2 separate regions of the Homo sapiens genome follow, and region 2 is linked to region 1. Evidence: chromatin loops called from intact Hi-C (ENCODE). Cell type or tissue: gastrocnemius medialis. All regions are shown on one strand. Links, peaks and the distances in the headings refer to the core of each region. The heading gives the core; the rest is flanking DNA.

What was found. Hi-C counts contacts between places; a loop is a spot of excess contacts. Peaks named below come from ENCODE experiments on the same cell type or tissue, not always from the same donor. Only the 100,000 strongest peaks of a DNase experiment are listed, where the experiment ranks them.
Region 2: it touches region 1 in a loop (2.4-fold over the local background); 9 of 110 quality-filtered maps call a loop at or near these places.

The regions. Positions count from the first base shown.
Region 1 is chr2:24,406,326-24,416,299 of GRCh38, reverse strand. The region is part of intron 2 of LOC105374329 (a long non-coding RNA gene); the gene reads right to left. Among named protein-coding and RNA genes, the nearest start is that of ITSN2, 51 kb to the right of the region's middle. In gastrocnemius medialis, for the core only: CTCF peaks have their summits at 5,975 and 6,174 (motif pointing left); no DNase peak of the experiment used is centred there.
Region 2 is chr2:24,922,081-24,932,054 of GRCh38, reverse strand. No RefSeq gene overlaps it. Among named protein-coding and RNA genes, the nearest start is that of ADCY3, 6.8 kb to the right of the region's middle. RefSeq lists enhancers at 5,062-5,181, 5,178-5,892. In gastrocnemius medialis, for the core only: no CTCF peak of the experiment used is centred there; DNase peaks (open chromatin) are centred at 4,924 and 5,244; H3K4me3 peaks cover 987 bases; H3K27ac peaks cover 1,429 bases.

The sequences.
Region 1 (9,974 bases), core at 1,544-9,543:
TCAGTTTTGAAGTGGAACTTTGCATATGCAGTGTTCTCCCAATGGTTGAAAGGTTTATGCATGAGTTGTGGAGGGAATACAATTCTTCTTGGATGTTTCTATGAACATCAAGTTTCCCAAATTTTTGCAATTTATATCACAGACAAGGGCAAATTTCCCAATTTATTGGGAGTCCTTACAAATGAAGACCAATCCACAATAGAAAAATAGGTCAAAAAAAAAAGTATGGAGAGTTTCCAGAAAAGGAAATATAAGCAGATTTTTTTTTTCGTTTTTCCGAGACGGAGTCTCACTCTGTCATCCAGGCTGGAGTGCAGTGGCATGATCTCAGCTCACTGCAACCTCTGCTTTCCGGGTTCAAGCAATCCTCCTGCCTCAGCCTCCCGAGTAGCTGGGATTACAGGCCTGCACCACCATGACCGGCTAGAGTGTATGTGTGTGTGTGTGTGTTTAGTACAGATGGGGTTTCACCATGTTGGCCAGGCTCCACTCCTGACCTTGTGATCCACCTGCCTTGGCCTCCCCAAAGTGCTGGGATTATAGGCATGAGCCACCACGCTCAGCCTTTTTTTTTTTTTTTGATGTGGATTTTCACTCTTGTTGTCCAGGCTGGAGTGCAATGGCATGATCTTGGCTCACTGCAACCTCTGCCTCCCGGGTTCAAGCAATTCTCCTGCCTCAGTCTCCCGAGTAGCTGGGATTACAGGCGTCTGCCACTGTGCCCGGCTAATTTTTTGTATTTTTAGTAGAGACAGGATTTCACCAGGTCGGCCAGGTTAGTCTTGAACTCCTGACCTCAGGTGATCTGCCTGCCTCGGCCTCCCAAAGTGCTGGGATTACAGGCGTGAGCCATCGCTCCCAGCCATAAACAGATTTTATACAAATGAAAAGATGCTCAGCTTTATCCTAAGAGAAATGAAATTGTAAATGATGCAATTCCACTTTTACCTGCAGATTGGTAAGATCAAAAAGTTTTATGACACATCTAAATCGGCAAGACTGCAGAAAAGCAGGTACTCATGCATTGCTGGTGGGAGTGTGAACTGACCGAAATTCTCAAGGGAGCAATTTGCAATGTCCATCAAAATTACAATAGAATATATACAGGCTGGGCTTGGTGGCTCAGCCTGTAATCCTAGCACTTTGGGAGGCCAAAGCAGGTAGATCACTTGAGGTCAGGGGTTCCAGACCACCCTGGTCAACATGGTGAAACCTCGTCTCTACTAAAAATACAAAAATTAGCCAGGCATGGTGGCGCATGCCTCTAATCCCAGCTACTCGGGAGGCTGAGGCAGGAGAATCACTTGAATCCAGGAGGCGGAGGTTGCAGTGAGCCAAGATCGCGCCACTGTGCTCCAGCCTGGGTGACAGAGGGAGACTCTGTCTCTAAAAAAAAAAAATTACAAGCTGAATATACATGTTTGTCAAAGCTTACAGAATTGTACAGTAAAAAATATTTTATTTTGTGTAAACTATATATTTTTTTAATGAAAAAACTAATATTAGTCTCTTCAAAATAAATTCTATATTGACTTTAAAGATAAGGAGAGGATGGCTGGGCGAGGTGGCTGCCACCTGTAATCCTAGCACTTTGGGAGGCTGAGGCGGGAGGATCACAAGGTCAGGAGTTCGAGAGCAGCCTGGCCAACAGAGTTAAACCCCGTCTCTACTAAAGATACAAAAAATAGCCAGGCATGGTGGTGCGTGCCTGTAGTCCCAACTACTTGGGAGGCTGAAGCAGGAGAATTGCTTGAACTCAGGAGGCGGAGGTTGTAGTGAGCTGAGATAGCACCACTGCACTCCAGCCTGGCAACAGAACGAGACTCTGTCTCAAAAAAAAAAAGATAACGAGAGGATGAAGTTGATCTATACTTACTGGTATGCAATAAACTCCAGACATATTAATTAAAAACTCAAGGTGCAGAATAGTATGTGTAGTATATACCTTTTAAGCAAAGGCAAATGATGACATATACTTATTCATATATATATGTTTGTATATGCATATATCTAGAAGTACACACACAAACAGTGGTTACCTCCAGGGAGGGAGCCTGGAAACCAAAGAGTAAGAGGACTTACTTTTTACTGTATGTGTGTGTATATATATATATATATATCTGTGTGTGTGTGTGTGTGTATATATATGTATATGTGTATATATATGTATATGTATATTATATATATATATATACACACACACACACACACACACACTTTTTTTTTTTTTTGAGGCAGTTTCGCTCTTGCTGCCCAGGCTGGAGTGCAATGGCGCGACCTTGGCTCACTGCAATCTCCGCCTCCCAGGTTCAAGCGATTCTCCTGCCTCAGCCTCCCAAGTAGCTGGGATTACAGGCATGCACCACCACCTCGGCTAATTTTGTACTTTTAGTAGAGACAAGGTTTCTCCATGTTGGTCAGGCTGGTCTTGAAATCCCGACCTCAGGTGATCCGCCCACCTCGGCCTCCCAAAGTGCTGAGATTACAGGCGTGAGCCACCGCGCCTGGCCTATATACATACACTTTTATTCTATTTGGATTTTCTTCCCATGGTAGGCATTATTTTTTCGAGTATAATAAAACCTAAGCCTAGCATAATTTCAGCACTTTGGGAGGCCAAGGCAGGTAGATCACCTGAAGTCAGGAGTTCAAGACCAGCCTGGCCAACATGGTGAAACCCTGTCTCTACTAAAAATACAAAATTAGCAGGGCATGATGGCGCACGCCTGTAATCCCAGCTACTTGGGAGTCTGAGGGAGGAGAATCGCTTGAGCCCGGTAGATGGTTGCAGTGAGCCGAGATCGGGCCATTGCATTCCAGCCTCGGCAACAAAGCAAGACTCCATCTTAAATAAAAAATAAAAAAAAAACTAAACTAAAAAAGTGTGTGTTGGGGAGGATATACAAACACATATACCCTTGGCCCAAAAACTTTACGTCTAGACATTTACTGCAAAAATATATTTACCCAAGTGCAGAATGACATATGTACAAGATTGTTTATTGTAGCATTGTTTTCAAGAGCCAAAGATACAAAGCAACTGAAATGTCCATCAACAGACATTAATGAAATCATGCTATTATGAAATTGTGGGATACTCAGACGCTACCAAAAAGAATGAAGAAGCTCTTTATGTACTACATGCAAGTACATCCAAGATATCTTCAGTGAAAAGAGCAAGGCTCAGAAGGTCCATACACCAGTGTTGAGGCAAAGGGGGAATATAATACATTGTTTGCTTAAATATGCATAAAGTCACTCTGGGAGGCTACATCAAAAGCATGAAATGGATTAGCTCTGGGGAAGAGAATTGGGCACCTGGGAAACAGGAGCGGGAAGGAAAGTTTTCACAAACATTTATTTGTACCCTTTGAGCTTTCAGCCATGCGAACAAATTTCCTATTAAAAATAAAACATGGCCAGGCATGGTGGCTCCCATCTGTAATCCTGGTACTTTGGAGACCAAAGTGGGAGGATTACTTGAGGCCAAGAGTTCAAGACCAGCCTGGGCAACATAGGAAGACCCTGCCTCTACAAAATCTAAAAAAAAAAAAAAAAATTAGGCCAGGCCCAGTGGCTCATGCCTATAATCCCAACACTGTGGGAGGCTGAGGCGGGCGATCATTTGAGGTCAGGAGTTCGAGACCAGCCTAACCAACATGATGAAAACTCATCTCTACTAAAAATACAAAAAAATTAGCTGGACGTGGTGGTGTATGCCTGTAATCCCAGCAACTCGGGAGGCTGAGACAGGAGAATCACTTGAACCCAGGAGGCGGAGGTTGCAGTGAGCCAAGATTGTGCCACTGCACTCCAGCCTGGGCGACAGAGCGAGAGACTCTGTCTCAAAAACAAAAACAAAAAAATTAGCTGACTGTATGGCACACACCTGCAGTCCCAGCTACTTGAGAGATTGAGGCAGGAGGATTGTTTGAGCATAGGAGTTAGAGCAATGAGCTACAATTGTGCTACTGCACTCCAGCCTGTGTGACAGAATGAGATCCTGTCTCTTGAATAAGTAAATAAATAAATAAAACAGACCACCAGGTTTCCCTGATGTAGTACCACTGTGATACAAGACACAGGTGTTCACTTACGATAATAATCTTTCTTTAGCATAATCAACGTACTATTTACCACCATAAAGAAGCAGAGTTTGACTTACAGTTTCAATTGTGCATGAAAATAAATGACCTGTTTAAGGGGATAAACAGATGTATAAACTGATTGGCCACCTGTGTTACAATGGCATCATCATGGCCAGTCACAAAAGATTTCTCACCCTTTGACAAGAATGTGGACCCCTGGGGTGGAGTGTGGCAAAGGTCACTGTGGAGAAGGCCAGAGGCACTGACTTAGGAACAAAGCCTTTCTGAAATGGACAATGTCTTCACAGTGTCCTCCAATTCCAGGCACAAATGGCCCTCAGCCAAGCCCAGAGATTGCAGTCACACAGCCAGGTCAATCTATCGTGCCCGTCTTAGTCCATTTTGTGCTGCTATAAGGGAATACCAGCGACTAGGCAACTTATAAAGAAAAGAAATTTATTCTTCACAGTTCTGAAGGCTAGGAAGTCCAATATCAAGGTGTCAGCATCTTGCAAGGGCCTTCTTGCTGAGTCATCCCATGACAGAAGGTGAGAGGGAAAGAGAAAGATGCTTAAACAAAGCAGCAAATTTACTTGATTATGTAACTGAAAAGTCTGGAAATAGGGCTTGCTGCTATCTTGGCTTAAAGGTTGAAATGTATCACGAGGGTCTGCTTCTCTCTCTCTCTCCCTCTCTCTCTCTCACCTCTGTTCTCAGACTGGCTCCCACTGAAGATGTCAAGATGGCTGCAGCAACTTTGGGCCTCACATTCCCTCAGGTAAAAATCTAGCAGGACAGAGAAAGAATCTTTCCCTCAGAAGTCCCCAGAAAAATGACTGATGAATGGAAGCCTCATTCATAGCCAATGAGAAGAAATGATACTTTTGCTGGAAATGCAAGCTTTGGATTGATTTAGATCAGAAGCTCTGTGCCTGAGCTAAGGGTGAAGCCCCGGCCAAAGCAGCCCCACTTGGGAGGCAGAGGCATGGATTGCCACAAAAGGGTGGCTGCCTGGTGGGCAGTAGAGAGAACAGCTGTCAGTAAACAGCTGTAGCCTAAGATAATTGGCGTGCAACAGATATCCAGTAGGAATGAGGATCTGCCAAGAACAAGAAGTACACTGAAAGAAAGAGGATAGAATATAGATGTTTATACCTATCACTTGACATTAGTGTTTCAAATTAAAGAAGTCAATATTTCTAAACTTGATATACAATTTCAAAAAGAAAGAATAATTAATGTTTCTGGACGATATGCAATTTCAAAAAGAAAGAATAATTGCTTTATTCTTTGAAATTAAAAAAACTTCATAAAATTAGCTGTAAAAAGAAAACTTTATCTTGGGAATTACTGCAGATATGATTACTCTCATCTAAAAGCATGAAGAAATAAAAGACAGTGATGGGAATCAGCTACTGACAGTTCTAGATGGAATGTCTAATTTGAAAATGATTTCTTCTTTTCCATGTAAGGCTCTTCCATAATATGTAAATTGGAGGTGATTCGTACAACTCACGTCGTGGTAAAATAATAGCTAGAGTAAGAAGTTTGGGTTAGAAGTAGAATTACTTTTAAAAATAGTTCTACTGTCAGTTTCTATACTCATCAAACTTTTAATGGCAAGACATTTAGTACAAGAATTCTTCTAAATCACTGCAGAGAATTAATAATTACCACAAGAAGAAAAACAGTTTCTGAAGAGGTGACGTCCTGCCCTTAGACAAAGGGTCTGGTGGATTTAGCATATAATCTCTCCTGAGTGTCTCTGGCAGGCACTATTGGCAGCCTACTCAATGGCTATACTTCACTTCTTTCTCACCTAAAAAAATCAAGTACATAAATAAAAGCCCTATTCTGACCAGGCAACCATGTGCCCAGCTTTAGGTTCTAAGTAAATCGTGGTTCTCTAACTTTTCTTTTGTCAGTCTAGCGATGGACATGTAATTAAATTCTGACAGAAGAAGTCTCCTGGGGGGCCCAGTTTAAATTCTTGCTTAGGGGGACTTGAGAAAGCCCTTTTGCTCCAGCCTCCTTCCTGCCTTCTTAAATGTGGCCCTCTGAGGATATAATGTTTAGAGCAGCTGCTCCATCTTGTGGTCAGAAGAGGAAAGCCATGGAAACCTCAAATTTGTGCCTAACACATCTACTCCAGGGATTCCAGACGTTTTGCTAAGTGGCATATTATGGGTCACATGGGTTGAGCCACTTTGAATTGGATATTCTGTTGATTTCAACCAAAGTCATTCCTACATGATATAGCTCCTCCTCAAATTTCCGATCTGTGGTTGCCATACTAAATACCACATATTGGCTGGGCGTGGTGGCTCACGCTGTAATCCCAGCACTTTGGGAGGCTGAAACAGGCGGATCACTTGAGGTCAGGAGCTCGAGACCAGCCTGGCCAACATGGTGAAACCCCATCTCTACGAAAAATACAAAAATAGCTGAGGCAAGAGCATCACCTGAACCCGGGAGATGGAGGTTGCCGTGAGCCGAGATTGTGCCACTGCACTCCAGCCTGGGCGACAGAGTTTCAAAAGACAGAGTATATAAAAATACCACATACTAATTTTGGAGGTTATATATTTGCCTTGCAAAGGCTAAAATAAAGGACCAACTTTCAAAAAACCATCCTTAAAGAACAACTATTTCTTAAACTATCCTATTCGTTTAAATTTGGGCTAGCGGTTTTTTTTTAAACAAAAATATCAAGCCAGATTCTTTTAATCATTTCCTTCAGAAAGCCGTTAAATAAATGTATTAGTAAGATAACATCCTCGCACAGCTGACACCTGTCCTCCTGCTTCAACTATGACAATCTGTGAAATCTGAGGAGGAAAGTGTTGAGCTCATGATAAAGAAGAGCTTTCACTGGAAGCCATGCAAAGACACAACAGGCTGCTCCTGAGGGCAGAGGGAGGCCTCACCATGAGAGGCATCTAGGCATGAACAGCCCGAAAGGACTTTGTGAAGGAAGCTTAAATAACACATAAAATCCAACCAGGTCATCTTTAAGCTTCTCCTCAACTCTGAAGTTCAAGGATTGCATGTTCTTGTATCTCAATTCTTCAAACTGGAAAACAAACATCTTTTGTGCTTAATTCTGCAACTCTGTTTTTTAGGGGTTTTTTTTTGGTTTCTTTTGTTTGTTTTTTTGGGGGGGAGGGGGACTGAATCTCGCTCTGTCACCCAGGCTGGAGTGCTGTGGCGCGATCTTGGCTCACTGCAACCTCTGCCTCCTAGGTTCCAGCGATTCTCCTGTCTCAGCCTCATGAGTGGCTGGGATTACAGGCGTGCCCCACCACACCCAGCTAATTTTTGTTTGTTTGTTTAGTAGAGACGGAGTTTCACCATATCGGCCAGGCTAGTCTTGAACTCCTGACCTCAAGTGATCTGCCTGCCTCGGGCTCCCAAAGTGCTGGGATTACAGGCATGAGCCACTGTGCCCAGCCTGCAAAACTGTTTTTAATGCCATCTACTCTCCTTGAACATTTGATATATACACATTTTTTTTGCCTTCTAACTCAGGGGTACCTAACCCCCAGGCCATGGACCAGTAAGTGGCATATTATGGATCATATGGGTTGAGCCACTTTTAGTTGGATATTCTGTTGCTTTCAACCAAAGTCATTCCTACATGATGTAGCTCCTCCTCAAATTTCTGATCTGTGGTTGCCATATGAAATACCACATGCTAACTTTGGAGGCTATATATTTGCCTGACAAAGCCTAAAACAAAGGACCAACTTTCAAAAATCCAACCTTGAAGATGGATTTGCCATCTCTGCCTCCTGTCAGATCAGTGGTGGCATTAGATTCTCATAGGAGCACAAACCCTTATTGTGATCTGCACAAGCAAGGGATCTAGGTTGCGCTCCTTATGGGAATCTAACGCCTGACGATCTGAGGTGTAACAGTTTCATCCGGAAACTACCCCCACCCTCCCATCCCCATTCCGTGGAAAAACTGTCTTCCACAAACTGGACTCAGGTGCCAAAAAGGTTCCGGACCGGCCGGGCGTGGTGGCTCATGCCTGTAATCCCAGCACTTTGGGAGGCCGAGGCGGGCGGATCGCGAGGTCAGAAAATTGAGACGATCCTGGCTAACATGGTGAAACCCTGTCTCTACTAAAAATACAAAAAAATTAGCTGGGTGTGGTGGCAGATGCCTGTAGCCCCAGCTACTCAGGAGGCTGAGGCAGGAGAATGGCGTGAACCCAGGAGGCGGAGCTTGCAGTCAGCCCGAGCCGAGACAGTGCCACTGCACTCCAGCCTGGGCAACACAGCGAGACTCCGTCTCAAAAAAAAAAAAAAAAAAAAAAAAAAAAAGTTCAGGACTGCTGTTCTAATTGCCTACTCCCCATCTTTAATATCATGTAACCCAAATTCTATACCCCACCTTTGTACTAAAAGCATTCTTACTTTACCAATGACTTTGAAGATTCAAGCCAACTCAACACATTTTTCATCATCTTTATCCTCCTTGAACTCTCTGCTACATCTAAGCCTGTTTTCCAACTTCTGCTTGAAACTCTCTCCTTCCTTCAGTGACATTCTAGACACTTGAGTTTGTGTTTTGTTTTGATTGTTTTTCTTAGTCTTTATCAAGATACAACCGAAGCTGGATGCAGTGGCTTATGCCTGTAATCCCAGCACTTTGGGGGGGCTGAAGTAGGAAGATCCCTGGAGCCCAAGAGTTTGAGACTAGCCTAGGCAACACAGCGAGACTCCATCTCTACAAGTTTGTTTGTTTTTTTTTAAGTAGCTGGGCCTGGTGGTGCACACCTATGGTCCCAGCTTCCTGGGAGGCTGAGGTGGGAGCATCGCTTGAGCCCATGAGGTCGAGGCAGCATGTGAGCCATGATCACACCACTGCACTCTAGCCTGGGCTACAGAGTGAGACCCGTCTCAAAAACAAAAAATTAATTAAATTAAAATAAAAGGTATAACTGAATCATCTGGGGAACATTTAAAAATTACACACATCTGGCTGGGCATGGTGGCTCATGCCTGTAATCCTAGCACTTTGGGAGGCTGAGGTGGGAGGATCACCTGAGGTCAGGAGTCCGAGACCAGCCTGACCAACATGGTAAAACCCCATCACTATTAAAAATACAAAAACTGGCCAGGCACAGTGGCCTGTAACCCCAACACTTTGGGAGGCCGAGGCGGGTGGATCACGAGGTCAGGAGTTTGAGACCAGCCTGACCAACATGCTGAAACCCCGTCTCTACTAAAAACAAAAAAAATTAGCTGGGCATGGTGGTGTGCGCCTGTAATCCCAGCTGCTCAGAAGGCTGAGGCAGGAGAATCTCCTGAACCCGGGAGGCGGAGGATGTAGTGAGCAGAGATCAAGCCACTGCACTCCAGCCTGGGCGACAGAGCAAGACTCTGTCTCAAAAACAAACAAAACAAAACAAAAATTACACACATCTAAGTTCCAATCCAAGAATTCTGATTCAGTGCATCAAGTGTGGGGTGCCTTTGGCCAAACACTATGTTTTCAGGGTATACATTTCTCCTAATCCCTTCTTCCATCAATTCTGCTTTGTTAACAGGGAAAAAGTCGGTCATGGCTATTGGTTAGGCTGCCAAGATCTGTTCAATATTATACGGTTAAATTTGGATTTTTAAACTAATGAGGAAAAAATACTTGTGTTATTAAAGAGTGACCAGAGGAACTTTCTTCTCAAGTAGGAAAAAAAAATCCACTAACTATAAAGAAAATGATAAATTAAGCCACATTAAAATTAATAACTTTGGCTTGGCCCGGTGGCTCACGCCTGTAATCTCAGCCCTTTGGGAGGCCTAGGCAGGCAGATCACGAGGTTAGGAAATGGACACCATCCTGGCTAACACGGTGAGACCCCGTCTCTACTAAAAATAC
Region 2 (9,974 bases), core at 857-8,856, 520 kb before region 1:
TTAAGCCATTTTAAATTGAATATGGGGTAACTTAAGAAAGAAATCATCCCAACAACTGTAATACAACTCAGTCACCTGAAATATTTCTGGTGCAACCTAGACAGACGCCTGAAAACTCTACCATTTGCAATTTATTAAAGAAAAGTTCTGGCCAGGCGCGGTGGCTCACGCCTGTAATCCCAGCACTTTGGGAGCCCGAGGTGGGCAGATCACGAGGTCAGGAGATCGAGACCACGGTGAAACCCTGTCCCTACTAAAAATACAAAAAATCAGCTGGGCGCGGTGGTGGGCGCCTGTAGTCCCAGCTACTCAGGAGGCTGAGGCAGGAGAATGGCGTGAACCCGGGAGGCAGAGCTTGCAGTGAGCCAAGATCGTGCCATTGCACACTCCAGCCTGGGCGACAGAGCGAGACTCAGTCTAAAAAAAAAAAAAAAGAAAAGAAAAGTTCTGCGTGTTAAATTACAAGTTTCACCCTTGAGAGGGACACATCACAAAACTATTAACATTTTAGAATTTATTCATTTATTCCTTCCTCCAAGCATTTATTAATAACCTTTTCTATGCCAGTCACTTGGCTATACTCTGGGATAAGAAATAATGAAGAGTGAGTATCAATTTACAGCTAACATTTAAATCCTCCTTTATATCATTCTCTCTAAAGTTATTTAAATGCAGTTATTTTTAGTTTAAAAGCATGTTTGAATGTAGACTTGATTTAAAAAAAAAAAGATTCCCACTTATAGCTACATTAATGCAAAATTGTGAACAAGAGGAAGGGCCTCCAGCTCTATCCACGTTAATGTGCATGACTTGTTGGGAAGCTCTTAGTGAGAGAAACAAGAAAATATGGACCCCTAGAAAAGCCTGCCCTCGTTCCAGGAAGGTGATAAAAACAGGGGTGCAGACCAAAGCTGAGATGGGCAGGGAGAAGAGAAGCATTGTGCTCACTGTCTGAGGATGTGAGCCCCGGGCTCCTGCTGAAAAGGCAGACAGCCCGAGAACCAGCGAGCAGAGGGTGTGAAGCCAGCAGAAAGGCTGACTCAATGTGAGTGCTTCCTAAAAATAGCAGAGCAGGGTTGTAAGCCTTCCTGTCCAAACAGATGTAAAACTGGCAGGTAGTGTGGGCTGGGCGTGGGGGACTGCGAATGAAAGGAGAGTGGGGGCCTCCTTGACCACAGACCCCAACACTAGGGTTCTGGGTGCACACTCAGCTCTGCCACTTGCTTCCCATTCAGCAGGGGATGGCTGCACGTGGTGCCAGCAGCATCTCAGAATGGGTGACAGACAGAATTGCTAAAACTACTCTGAACCCATTTCACGGAGATGAATTTTAATGGAGTGAAAAAGAAATTTTTTAAATGAAAATTAAAAAGTGTAACATTTTTTTAAGGCCTGATTTTGCCAAAAAAAAAAAAAAAAAACTCAGCACATATTCTACTGAATAGAACACTTTTAGAAAGGTGCCCAGCAGTGCCTGGCATCCCCCATGGGACACAGCAAGATTGGAAAAAGGATGGCAAAGCAGGTGGCTAATTTATTTTCACCACTGCCTGTGCGGGAAACAGCATCTTTTTCAAGAACACAAGAGGGAAAACAATGTCAGCATGAATTATTTAATAGTTATAAAAATTACTATCTGCAAATACTCATGGATATGCTCAGCCCAAAACCTGAATGTGTCTAATGTGAATGTAAGTCAGCCTGAGATTTCATGAGAGGCCTGAGACCCTTGTGGAATGAATACTAGAGAGCATTCTTAGATTTGGACCACTGTCTTCCAGGAGTGATTAGTTTGCATCTTCTCACCGGTTTTCTCCCTCTTTTTTTTTTTTTTTGAGACAGAGTCTCGCTCTGTCACCCAGGATGGAGTGCAGCGGCACGATCTTGGCTCACTGCAACCTCCGCCTCCCAGGTTCAAGTGATTCCTCTGCCTCAGTCTCCCGAGTAGCTGGGATTACAGGCACACACCACCACGCCCAGCTAATTTTTGTATTTTGAGTAGAGACGGGGTTTCGCCATGGTGGCCAGGCTGGTCTCAAACTCCTGACCTTGGTTGATCCACCCGCCTGAGGTGGGAGGTGATCAGCCTCCCACAGTGCTGGGATTACAAGCGTGAGCCACTGTGCCCGGCCCAGTTTTCTCTTGACAGCCTTTCTTTTCCAAACCATCTTTTATCCCAAATCAATCCTCTGGAAGAATGTAGCAGGTCAGGACATGTCATCTACTCAAAAGAATCCTCAACAACTCCTATAAAACACAAAGCCCAAATTTAGATGTTTTAGCTAGGCATTCAAGGCCTTCTGTGATCTTGCCCCTTCCTACCATTCCATATTCCCCAGGGCAGGCTCCAACCCTCCAGGGAGGCCTGTGGCAACCCATATGTCTGTGATGGGGTGAGGAGTTCAAGTCCAAAGTGAAGCATTATCTCAGGCTGTGGCCACACACCTAAGCCCCAGCCTCCAACTCAACTTTCATCCATCTGAAACTGATCTGTTGCGCCCCAACTGCCTGATTTCTGGATCTACTTCCTAAGTGGTTGGGAGCAGGAGCATGAAGAAACGGAATTAAAGACCTAGACTTAACATTCAAATCATTATCACCTCCAGGTGGGGCACTCTCTGGGCTCTGGTCCTGACACAGTGTTTTGAGACAGGAGAGAGGGAAGATGGCAAGAACTGGGGAGACCTGGACACTGAGAGGGGAACAAGGAGAGGGTGCCCTAAATGACCAAGGTGAGCAGAGAAACCTCAGTTTCCACAAATATCAGCCTCACTCTGCTCTGACTTGATAAATAGAATAGCCGGAGCTTGTACTTTTGTTTATAATTTTAAGATATGAAAATGGGTCAGCAATATGGTTTTGTTGTTATTGTTGTTTTTGTTTGTTTGTTTGTGTTTTAGATGGAGTCTCGCTCTGTCGCCCAGGCTGGAGTGCAGTGGCGCAATCTTGGCTCACTGCAAGCTCTGCCTCCCGGGTTCACACCTTTCTCCTGCCTCAGCCTCCCTATTAGCTGGGACTATAGGCGCCCGCCACCACGCCTGGCTAATTTTTTGTATTTTTAGTAGAGACGGGGTTTCACCGTGTTAGCCAGGATGGTCTTGATCTCCTGACCTCGTGATCCACCCATCTCGGCCTCCCAAAGTGCTGGGATTACAGGTATCAGCCACCGCGCCCAGCCGGGTCAGCAGTATGTTAATCAAGCTGGCCTGAGCCCTTCCCGGCCAGGCTGCAGGCCTCCCCTGGGCCAGGGTTGGGTGTTGCCCTGTTGCAGATCTGCTGTCCGGGGCTCCACCTCTCTGACTGGGCTGCTTTCCTGCCTCCCAGGGTGGAGAAGATGTCTCTGGATTTGAACAGATAGGGCTGCTAAGATAAAGGCCCCGCCTCCCCTCCAGTACTGCTGACTCCTCCTGCTTTGTCTTTCCCATGGCCCACCCCTTCTGGTCCACAGTTAAGTTGGCCCCCATCCAAGCAGAGGAGAAGGCATGAGCCCCCCAATTCCTCTAGCAATGACCCAGGATGTCGAGCAGGCCACAGTGTCTAAGTGCCGGGCCTTGGATTCAGAGGTGTGGGTGTAAACATGGGCAGTGCCCTTTGCCAGTTGTGGAACCTTGGGCATGTTAGGAATCTAATCTCAGTGTTTTCATCTGTAAAATGGATATGGCAATTGTACTTACCTCATATGACTGGTGTGCAGATTATATGAGAGAATAAGTAGGCTGGGGCCTAACCAAGGAAAAGCCTGGATGCTAAAGAATTGGGAAGTCAAACAGTCTGAACTGTGTTTCTGGGAGACAATTCCAGTGGCAGCAGAAAGGGGGCTTGGAAAAGTCTTAGAATCCATGAACCTCAGGCATCCATTCAGCTGCTGACTCCAGGTGGTCCCTTGTTCCCAACCAGCCTTCCTGGAACAAGGGATCTGGCCTGTTGCAGCTGAGGGTAACTTGGAAGGGGTGAGGGTGGTGAGGAACCACAGGTGGGAGTTCTTTCTACAGCATTCTCTTGCATTAAAAGATTTCTAGGGTGGCCGGGCATGGTGGCTCACGCCTGTAATCCCAACACTTTGGGAGGCTGAGGCGGGTGGATCACCTGAGGTCAGGAGTTTGAGACCAACCTGGCCAACATGATGAAACCCCATCTCTAATAAAAATACAAAAATTAGCCAGGCATGGTGGCATATGCCTGTAGTCCCAGCTACTCGGGAAGCTGAGGCAGGAGAATCACTTGAACTCAGGAGATGGAGTTTGCAGTGAGCGGAGATCGTGCCTTTGCACTCCAGCCTGGGTGACAAGAGTGAGAAAAAATAAAAATAAAAATGTATAGGACCTCTTTCTTCTCAAAAATCACCCTTTCACAGACCGTTGAGATGATTTCCTCTCCTCCAATTTAACATGGCGAAGGCTCATTTATTTCAGCATCGAGATTAGAAACATTAGAAAAAGTTTTAATGGGAGGAATTAAGATGAGTCCTTCCTCTAATCAGTACTACCGGGATCTATATCACATTAGGAGCCTGCCGTAATAGGCAGAATCATGTCCACGCAAAACGTCACCACCCTAACCCCCAGAAACTGTGACTATGATGCCTTACATGGCAAAAGTGACTTTGCAAACGTGATTAAGTGAAGGATCTCGAGATGGAGAGATTCTCCTGGAACATCCCAGTGAGCCAGATCTAATCACATGCGTCTTTAAGACCAGAGAACTTGTGCCAGCTCCCCAGGATCTCTTAGCCTTGCTTTTCTGGGTGCTAGTGACTTTCCACCCATGAGAAAGACCGTGGGGCTGGGCTGTTCGTCTCCTCCCATCCGGGGCCTTTTCTAGCCACTCTTGTTGTTCTGAAAGCTTCCTGCTCTCTCCTATTCCCCGCAGGCCGCAGGGAGGCTTGTTAGCACACATTTCTATGGTGCCTCTTGCCGGAGGGGCAGGGCTCGCGCGCTTTTGGAAACGTGACGTCCCGCAGAGGCCTCGGAATTACTCAGCATTCACATGCCGTTTCACGCTCCGTGGGCACGTGTCCTTCTCTCCCCAAATTTAACCCCTCTGGGCCTCAATGTCTCCACCAGGGCTGCAGCAGAATGGTGTTTGGAGTCTCTTTCAACTGCCAGCAGGGAGCTGTGACTCTCCAGGATTCGCTCTGAGTCCCTGAGGTCAAGGGCACCCTTGGCTACAGAGAAGCAGTGACAAGCAAAGGAAGCTTCCTGAGCCTTCCTGGTACAGCCGGACTTCTGGGTGGCCAGAGCCTGGGCCTCCGCCCCTTCCTAGCTGGGGCCGGAGCAAGTTACCTCATGTCTCTGCGCTCCCGCTTCTCCACCCGCACAACAGGGACGCCGGGAGTCCCCACCGCGGAAACCAAAGGGAAGAAGGCAGCGCGCGGTGCCTGCAGGGCGGGGCGCAGGAAGGGGAGCTGCTGCCGCTGTCTGGGGATCGGGCCCATGGGTGTTACTGGCACTGTGGCTAGTGTGCCGGTGACATTATTTCAATGACAGACTGTGGAATAGCCACTCTGTTTCAAATACTGGGCAGGAGGAACCAGGGACCCTGGTCCTTGCTCCCAAGGAGACGCTCACACCTGCCAAGGGGCAAAGACCCGGAACCAAGCCCAGCACCAGCCTGGGTGCCTGGATGTCTTCACTGCGCATCCTCAGCCCGCTTCCCTCTGCCTGCGTCAGGGGCCTAGAAACAGCACCCGAGGGCAGCCAGCAGAGCCCACGTCCTGTGTGGATGGCACCGATCGAGGAGAGGAGAGGGAAGAGGTGAGGCGGGCACCCACCAGGACGGATGATGCAACCCAGGCACATGCATGCACACTTACACACACACGTGAAGGTTCGTTTTCACACACTCACAATCATACACACTCACAAACGTGAAGGTAGGTTCTCACAATCACACACACCCACTCACACACAAACATGAAGGTACGTTCTCACAATCTCACACAACCACTCAGAATCACACACAAACGCAAAGGTGTGTTCTCACAAACTCACAATCATACCCACTCACATTCACACACAAACGTGAAGGTACGTCTCACACATAGTCACGCTCACACACCCACTCACACACACAAACATGAAGGTACATTCTTACACCCAATCACACACACCCATTCACACTCACAAATGTGAAAGTACATACACACAACCACACATACCCACTCACGCACGAAGGTACGTTCTCACAATCACACACTCATTCACACACAAACGTGGAGGTATATTCTCACACACAATCACACTCACACACCCACTCACACAAACGTGAAGGTACATTCTCATACACACAATCACACACACACAGTAACATGAAGGTACGTTCTCACACAATCACACACACCCACACAAACGTGAAGTACGTTCTCACACACAATCACACACACCAACACACAGGAACATGAAGGTACGTTCTCACACACACACACCCACTTACACTCACACAAACATGAAGGTACATTCTCTCACACATACACAATCACACCCACCCACACACACAAACGTGAAGTACATTCTCACACAATCATGCTCACATACCCACTCGCACACACAAACACGAAGGTACATTCTCACACGCACACAATCACACACACCCACACACACACAAACATGAAGCAACATTCTCACACACTCGCACTCACATACCCATTCACACACAAATGCAAACGCACATTTTCACATGCACATTTACACCCCCACACACAAACACGAACATATGTTCTCACACACGCGCTCACACACAAACATGAAGGTACAATTCTCACACACATGCCAACATGAACGTACATTCTCAGACATGCACACTCACATATCCACTCATACACACAAATGTGAAGGAACGTTCTCACACACACACACTCCCCACTCTCACACCCACACACATTCCTCACACCCCTCCTCACATTCACAGCCCTACACACACGCTCTTACACCCATCCACAGTGCCCAAGGAGTGACCCTGTGAGAGTCAGGGAGGCTCCAACACGGGGCAGAAGGGAGAGACCAGGGACAGAGACAAAGAAGGGAGGACACAGGGTCAGATGGGCCAGTGCTGTCGATACTGTTAGAGGAAGACTGCGCTGGAGTCGCGGGGCCCCAGATGCAGCCATGGAGGGGACTGGGGGCAGGCAGCCAGCCAGCTGTGCAGGCCATGCTGGGGCAGAAGTGCTCACGGCTGCTCAGCTGTCTGCTGTGAGATAATGGTAACTCCAGTTGATTTGTTGAGATCTGCCCACCATGTTGGTCCCATGAATCCCCTACTTCCTGACAAGGATCCTGACTAAGGGTTAGTGCTGTCACTGCACCACAGAGACACAGGCTTGTGGGGGCTGAGTAATTGGTCCGAGGTGCTCAGCTCTCATCAAGGCCATGCTCAAAACTGAGCTCTCTGATTCCAGGGAGCCAGCTTTCCCTAGGGTACCACACACCTCTCCTCCAGGTGACAGGATCCAAACTGCTGAGCCTCTGAGCCAGCAGGAATGGATGAGGGGTGTGGGCCCTGCACAGGATGCTTGAGTATCACATGCCACATCCCCCCGGTCCCCCTCTCCACTCCCGTTACTGCTGCAGGCACACCCCAGCAGCACCTTGCCAGGTATCTGCACTGAGGATCCCTCGTTTCCTGCCCAGTCCGCTCACTGCTTAGCCTCCTTTGCACAAGAGCCAGGGAGAGAATACCCCAACTGGCAACCCTTAACCAACAGGGAAGGATGAAAGGAGGACGAACACCCACCTTTGCCAGCCCTCCAGTGGAAAGCTCTGAGGTGCCTTCTGCAAGGCTCATCAGAGGGTCCCAGCAGGATCAAGGCCCCCTCCCACACCAGTGGCCAACTCCGTCACAAACCCTCATATTTACCGGCTTTCCTGCCTTCTCTGTTTTGAGCTTCCCAGGCTCCTGCTCTGTTTCCCTGGAATCACTTCCCCAGTTGAACCACCTGCATGCAGGCCGGGTCTCAAGCTCTGCTTTCAGGCCCCAGACAGGGCTCTCCTGGTGCCCAGCACCAGGGGAGCTAATGATCTTCTCTCTCCCACTTCTGTTTTCCCCCAGGACACAGAGTTCTGCTCTGATCTATTGTTTGCTGGATTCAAGAGCCACCACATTCCCCGGGGGGGCCAAACCATTCTTGTTTATCCAGTAACAATTAATTCTCAGCCATGATTTCTAGTCTTGAACCACACAAACAAAAAGTTGCCTTCAGCAAAGAGGCATCCCATCCAGGCAGATGCTGGATTGAGGTTGGGGGGGGTCAGGATGCCCTCCAAGCTTCGACCTAAGTCTATGATTCTGTCTTCCTTTTAGGACAAGCCACAGGGGCAAGTCACCCATGCAGCCATTTGAGGTCCTGAGTTGTGTGTGTATAGATTTCCTGTATCATTTGATTATAAAAGCGAAGCATGCCAGTTGTCCAGGTTACATCAATACAAAATGTATAGCTTGGAAAGTGAAAACAGCTCCCCCATAATCCCACCCTTTTCACTCGAGGGTGGATATTTTTCATTGCCCTGGGACCAGGACATTCTCAGTATCAGGGAATGAGGCCAGCTGGTCCCTTCAAGGACAGCCAGTGCCTTTATAAAGTACCATTTCTTCTTAGGGAGACTTCCATTCATTCAATGACTATTTTTTGAGTATCTACTAGGTGCCAGGTACTGGGGAAGCCACTGTGAGTGAGATGGATGAGGCCCTCGCGGCATTTTCCCTGATCTCCTCTGTGGCAGGATGTCAAGCAGCTCTCTTGCCCAGGAATATTCACCCAGATGCTTCTGGCTCCCCGGGAGTCCTCGCAAGGGCCTACTGCTGTCCCACTGCGTTTCCCATATCCACAGGGAAAGGCCGTGCCAGAACCCTGAACGCGGAGCAGGGATGGGAATGTGCTGTGCTCTTCCTGCGGCTGGGCCTTTGCAGGGAGGCTCCAGCCACCTGGAACGCCTGCCTTTCAGGCCCATCAGATCCTTCCCTCTTGCCCTGAAAGGCCCTGTCTCTGATCACCTCAGCCAGAAGTCACCCCCAACTGTAACCTGTGTACACCTGAGGGTCTGCCTCATGAGTCAACATGGTGCCTTGGCAGAACTATAAGGCTCCTCTGGTTTCCCCAGTGCCCGCTGAACAGGGGCCCACAGAGGAGAGATAGGGATGGTGGAAGAACAGGGAGTGGGACAGTGAAGCCAGCAGGCAGGGGCTGGAGAGGCAGGGATCAATTTGTTGTTGTTCTTTTTATATGAGGGTGCCTCTGTGTGGAACTCTCTCCCTTCATGGGGTGGGAGGCTGGGGCATGAGTGGTGGCAGAGGGCCCAGCAGAGAACCCTCTCAGCTTAGGAGCTGGGCATGGCCTTGCGGACAGGGTGCCACACTGAGAATCACAGGGCTGGCATGTATGCCAAGGAAGGGGAAGGGACCCACAGAGGGTGCAACATGGTGTCTCTTGTGCCAAAGCAGGACCAAGCACAAGATTTATCAGCCTTTTAAAAAACATTAGCACATCTCTCCCCCAACCCCCACTTTTTTTTGAGATAGGGTCTCATTCTGTTGCCCAGGCTGGAGTGCAGTGGTACGATCTTGGCTCACTGCAACCTCTGCCTCCTAGGGTCAGGCGATTCTCCCACCTCAGTCTCCTGAGCAGCTGGGACTTCAGGCACCCGCCACCACGCTCGGCTAATTTTTGTATTTTTTGGTAGAGACAGGGTTTTGCCATGTCAGCCAGGCTGGTCTCGAACTCCTGACCTCAAGTGATCTGCCTGCCTCGGCCTCCCAAAGAGCTGGGATTACAGGCATGAGCCACTGCGCCTTGCCGTACATTACATCTCCCTTTGTAAAACATAAAAGTCATGTCCTCTTTAACATCATGTGACAATTCAAAATAAATGTTTAAACCTCCAGCAAAGTCCAGGCATGATGGCTCACACCTGTATTCCCAACACTTTGGGAGGCTGAGGCAGGCAGATCACTTGAGGTCAGGAGTTCGAGACCAACCTGGCCAA